2 separate regions of the Homo sapiens genome follow, and region 1 is linked to region 2. A link is a loop called in an ENCODE intact Hi-C map of the cell type or tissue named here. Cell type or tissue: natural killer cell. All regions are shown on one strand. Links, peaks and the distances in the headings refer to the core of each region. The heading gives the core; the rest is flanking DNA.

Evidence for each region. A loop is a pair of places that touch in the nucleus more often than their neighbours do. Peaks named below come from ENCODE experiments on the same cell type or tissue, not always from the same donor. Only the 100,000 strongest peaks of a DNase experiment are listed, where the experiment ranks them.
Region 1: a loop joins it to region 2, with 7 times the contacts of the local background. A loop is called at or near these places in 2 of 110 quality-filtered maps.

The regions. Positions count from the first base shown.
Region 1 is chr2:111,049,772-111,052,687 of GRCh38, forward strand. The region is part of intron 16 of ACOXL (acyl-CoA oxidase like); the gene reads left to right. LOC124907866 (a long non-coding RNA gene) reads right to left here and starts at 406. Exons shown (of 2, transcript XR_007087182.1): 1 at 290-406. RefSeq lists an enhancer at 81-375 and a silencer at 81-375. In natural killer cell, for the core only: no CTCF peak of the experiment used is centred there; no DNase peak of the experiment used is centred there; H3K27ac peaks cover 790 bases.
Region 2 is chr2:110,845,430-110,848,345 of GRCh38, forward strand. The region is part of intron 10 of ACOXL (acyl-CoA oxidase like); the gene reads left to right. Among named protein-coding and RNA genes, the nearest start is that of ACOXL, 110 kb to the left of the region's middle. RefSeq lists an enhancer at 1,733-1,802. In natural killer cell, for the core only: no CTCF peak of the experiment used is centred there; DNase peaks (open chromatin) are centred at 1,352, 1,752 and 2,272; H3K27ac peaks cover 1,327 bases.

The DNA of each region.
Region 1 (2,916 bases), core at 242-2,741, 200 kb after region 2:
AGTGGAAGACAAGCTTCTTCCCCCCAACCCCCCGCCCCAAGGAACAGTTGTTTTATTTCCTTCCAAGTGACAGGAGCAGAGGCATTTCCAAATGGTATAACCTGCACTTAGGCTGCCTACCTAGGTGAGCCAAAAGTGTGGAAAACCCTGGCAAGCTGCCCACCTGGATTTAATTAAAACTTTGTCTTTGAAGCAGAGAGCAGTAAACAGCAGCAGATCACAAAGGTGCACACACATACTTTCCCACCACTAAGACTCATGCTTTCACACAGAAACCTTGCAGACTGACCTTGAGGTACAAATATTTCCATGATGTCACTTCAGTGCTGTACCACCAGGAAACCGCGTGCACCAGGAATTGCATTTCTTTATCTAAAAACCAGCTTCTTTACCAGGTGTCCTCTGACTTTAGAAATGGGTGGAAAAAAAATAGGGTGTCACTCTGAGGGATTTTCAACTCATTTGCCTAAGATGTGATATTTTTGGTCTTTAAAAAAAAAAAAGCTTTCAGTGATGTTAGTTTTATAATAAAGAAGCGCTGCTCATACCAAGTGTTGGGTTTGTCTGGGAACCCTGATTTTTCAGAGTCCTGGGCGTCTGATACACTGACTTAGAATGATATAGATTCAGGCACATGGGCGTTTCTTGTTTGCCACGCTTAATTCTCTGTTTCCTGCTTTAAGTTCTATTCTGCAAGGACCTTTCCTTCCAGGTGCAGGCTGGCTTTCCATGACCTTGAAGCAGCTCTTGGGCCCTGGATGCTCACCTCTTTTCTCTGCTCACCGGCCTTTGGTCTTTCTTCCCTCTATCCTGTGTTTTCTCCTACCATTTGCTTCTTGCTTCTCTCTTGTTCTTCTCCTACTGTCCATCTCTCCCCATTTGCAGGAGGTGAAGCTCCTGGGCTCCCCTGGAGGTTACATGGGCATCTCAGAGGCATTTTGGGGTACAGAGGGCAGCGACAGAGCCCAGCCCCAGAGACCACACCTCCAGGCCTGCTTCTAGTGGTCCTCATGGCCTCCCCGACTTGGGATGCCGCAGCCCCCTCTGAGTTTCTTCACATCTAGAGTGAGAGGTGAAAAGAGATGTAACCAAAGGCCCCTCCTCCTCTCACCATTTCACCTTCTTGCTGACTTTCATGGTGCTCTGGCTGGCTTCTCTAGCACATTCGGTTAGAAACTAACAGATTGGGGTTGGGAGAGGAAGGCTAAGATGGCCTGAGGTTTCCTGGAATTTGCGTGACCTCCAGTGGCGTTCAGTATTTTGTGTCTTACCTGTTGGTTTCTGCAGACTGTGTGGCCTCAGCAACAGAGGATGATTTATGTGGGCGTTTTCTCAATATTTGCAAATATTTGAACAGGCATCATCAAAGAAAGAAGTTTCACTGAACAAAAACGTGTGCCGAGTTCATATATACTGAAACTATTTTATGATTTTTTTTAGGAGATTGAGGTTTTCTAATGTCACATATCAGAAGGCACCATGTGGGTGTGACAATGGTATGCTGGGTTTTTGTAGATGTTATGTGAGAAAACCTATTCAGGGTGACAGTAGATTATTTTGACTACAGTCAGCCTGCAGGTGATTGTATGTTTGCTCTAGTGAGCTATCCACTTTGCAGACTGTCTGAAATAAATTCCCACATTTAACTTAACCTCATGAAAACTTGTTGGAGGCAAAAAACGTAGATCTGGGCCAAATATGATATATATTTTTTTGAGACAGAGTCTTCTTCTGTCACCCAGGCTGGAGTGCAGTGGCGTGATCTTAGCTCACTGCAACTTCCACCTCCTGGGTTCAAGGAATTCTCCTGTCTCAGCCTCCCCACTAGTTGGGAGTACAGGTGTCTGCCACCATGCCTGGCTAATTTTTTGTATTTTTAGTAGAGATGGGGTTTCACCATATTGGTCAGGCTGGTCTTGAACTCCTGACCTCAGGTGATCCACCCGCCTCGGCCTCCCAAAGTGCTGGGATTACAGACATACGCCACTGCGCCCAGCTGATATTTTTTAAAATTATATTTTGCATGCATTCCTGCATTGTCAAACATTCCAATGTTGCATTCTACATTGTCAAGGGTAATTGAGATCTGAGCACAAATATTTAAAGGGGTACCATTAAAAATGCAGCTTGTATGGCAGGCATGGTCCATGATTGTCCCAGGCAGCCTAATTTTGACTCAAGTCAAAAGCCCCTCCCTCAATCACATAGCTCCACCTTGCCTAACCTGAGAAGATGCTCTATAGACAGACTGCCAAGAAGATGCAAGAGATGAACTTGGTTCATCAGATGGCTGAACCAAGGTCAGATTCCCCTGCAAAGACAAAAACATTGAGATTTTGAAGATGGCATAAGCCAGAACATTCATCTGACAACCAGGAAAAGCAGGAGGGACAGGAAAACAAGTGACTAGCCACCATTGCATAGCTAGTCAGCCGGCAATAGAACTAGGACCAGAAAGCTGGGCTTCTTCCTGCGGGGCCCACTCAGATGAGCAAATTCATAGAAAATTCCACCACTCCACCCCTTCAGCACCATGAGAGCACACACGGGAGGTGTGACTGCAGTGGAACCATGAGGGGTACTGTGGTGGCAGGCTTCTGGAGTCACTCTCAAGGCTTGTTAATCACATCCTTGTTGCTGGGGGTCCTGTAAGACAGGAGAAAGCCAGCTTCTCTGTGACTCAGTTTCCCATCTACCAAGCAGAGGTGGAAGCTGTTACTGGCTTAAGTAACAGACCCTGCAGACCCGAGAAGGGGGCTAGGGAAACGGTACCCAAGGGTAAGATAGCTGTTATCAGGAGTTGCCTCTCAGATTTCACTACAATTTGAACCATAGAACAATATTTAGATTCCATAAATTACTCATTTGACCCTGTTCGCGTTTGATCTCCATACCTACCTGTTTCTTCACTGATTC
Region 2 (2,916 bases), core at 286-2,785:
ACATGCAAACCCTAGCACCATTTTAACCATTTTTAAGTGTATAGTTTAGTGGCATTAAATACATTCCCACTGCTGTGCAATCAACACCACTGTCCATCTCCAGAGCGTTTTCAACATTGCAAACTGTAACTCCATACCCATTAAACAATACATTTCCTTCCTCAACTCCTCTTCACTTCCTGACAACCACCATTTTACTTTTTGTCTCTATAAATTTGACTATTCTAGGGACTTTATATTAGTGGAATAATACAGCATTTGCCTTTTCGTGACTACCTTATTTAACTTAGCATAATTCTTCAAGATTCATGCATATTGTAGAATGTACCAGAATTTCATTCCCTTCTGTGGGATAATATTCCATAGCATGTATAGGCCACGTTCTGTTTCTCCATTCATCCATCAGTAGACACTTGGGTCGCTTCCACCTCTTCGCCACTGTGAATAATGCTGCTATGAATTTGGATGTACAAATATCTCTTTGACACCCTGCTTTCAATTCTTTTGGGTACATGCCCAGAAGTGGAATTCCTGAATCCTATGGTAACTCTAAGTTTAAGTTTTTGAGGAGGGGCCATACTGTTTTCCTATCGATTACCATTTTCCTTGTCATGTTGACCCCAAACCCAGATGCCAGAGTTGAGGGAAGGGGTCCTCTTTGTGTGGGTAGGGATACCTTTGGCATCAAGATTTGAGACTTTAGATTCTAAATCTAAGACCAGATTTGGAATTTGGAAGCAGATCAGATCTGCTTCCAAAATTCTAACATGGGCGTCAGGACCAAGAGAGATGGTGGGGAAAGCCCCAGCAGACTCCTTTAGTAGACAGAAGAGGGGATGAAGGAAAGGGGGACAGGAAAACGTGGTTCCAAAATGACAATACTGGGAGGATGGGTTCACTCTTGAAGAAGAATGGATTTGGGGACCTTAAAGGCGATGAATGTGCAGAGGAGGGAAAGAAGTCACTAAAATCCTGTACCCTTGGCCAGCCAGCAGTGCCTCTCAGGCTGCTGCAGACACAGAGGGGGCAGGATTGCCTCAGAGCCGGAGGGGCTCTTGTGTGGCAACAGAGGACTTGAGGCCCAAAGGAGGCCTGATTTTGTTTGCATGCATATGCAGTGGTGCTTCAGCTGTTAGCTCTCCTTTATTCAAATGAACAGCGTTCAGGGTGAGACCATCCTCCCGCATGTGAGCATGCAAGTATGCATACACGCACACACACACACACACACACACACACACACACAGTGTAACACATGCCCACCCCAACCACTTCCACTGCTGACCCCAGACACCTCTAACTCTTGCTAGACCAGTTATTCCAGATCTGTCTGTGGTATAGAGGGGTGTGTGTGTGTTGGGGGGGGTGTATGTGTTTGTGTGTGTCTTCATATGAGCATGTGGGTAGGGAGCTGAGGGGTCAGGAAGCAGAGAAAGAATCATCATATTTCGATGGTGTAAATGTACCAAGCAAGGAGAGCCTCTGCCATGACTGCCTGCGCGCTTAACAACAGGTCCTGCTCATGTTTCGTTTATTATCATGGCGCTTTAATTTATTTTTGTAAAGTCAAGCCATTTTCACAGAGTGGAAAATTGTCTCTTGATGTTCATTCCCCACTGTTTGGCTTGAGGTTTTTGGGTGGAATCCACACAGTGGTGACAGCTGGGTAACCCCCAGAAGTGCCCTTTGCAGATAACAGCTCTCGGGGCCCCATCACCCACACAGTGGGGAACAATTTCCCCACTGTGTGGGTGTTTTGTTTTTTTCTCTTTCTGCAAGATTGAAAGAGAGTTTAGATGTTCTTCCTGCCTGACGCAGTGCAGCAGAGTGAAGAAGGCTGCTCCCTCCTGGTGAGTGCCCCTGGGCCAAGATAAAAGAGGAAACAGGCTCAGAGGTGAGCATCACCCCTTTGGCTCTCACTTGTCTGATACTGGAGAGAACACGTGAACTAATGCGTGGAATCTGTGCACATGTCACTTATGCTTGTATTTCTAAGAAGAGCTCGTGAAAGTGGAGGATGAGAGCAGTGAACTAATTCCTAACACAACGATTTTGCTTTGTTTTTTCATTAGTTATGTTTCTTTAATAAACGAAGAAGGAAGCAAATTTTCCATTTGGTTCTGTGATAGTTAAATGGAGGTCCACAGAGTTGTGACTCTTAAGCAAAGTCTAAATGCAGTTCTTTCCCACAACTGACTTCTTTCTATTGGCTTCTCACCTAAGAAAGGCTAAATCTGGCATCCTGTTCAGGCCTGTGCCCAAACCTAATATGGGAGTTATAGTCACCGGCCCCGTAAGAGGCCCTGGCACCCCTCGAGGGCTGGACGGGGAAAGAGAGAGTTGGGGAACCTGCGTGTGATCGAACTGCTCACAGTGTGACCGTCCTGAGCTAGACTATTGGAGGCCTGCCTTTACAACAAAGTACAGACCCGGGGTGATTAAGCACTCATTCTGAGACTGTGCTCGTGTTTTTGTTTAGAATGAGCCCAGATGGCCTAGAAGAAGTGAAGGGGTTGTGTACTTTTGTGTTCTGATTTAGATTAGAAGCAGAGTTTGAAGTTCATAGATGAATCAGAATGCTTATTGAATGAAAAAGCAGCATCAATGAGCAAATGAAATTGCCATCTTGAAATACAAAAGGGAGGAAAAGACCAGAACCACAGCCATCAGGCCTATTGGATTTTGATTTCAAGTGTTGGCAAATACCTAGCAACTCCCATTTGGGGCTGGTTTGATCTTGTGGAGACAGCTGAGGAGACCGTTTTCCTCCAAATTTTGTAAAAATAAACAAAAATGCCTTTCTGCCCTTTTTTCCCCTTCCAGGGAATAGTTGTTTCTGTCACTGAGGCTCTCTGGTAGACTGTTCCATCTGTCTCTTTTTCAGACTTCACAGTGAGGCTCCAACCAGATATACAC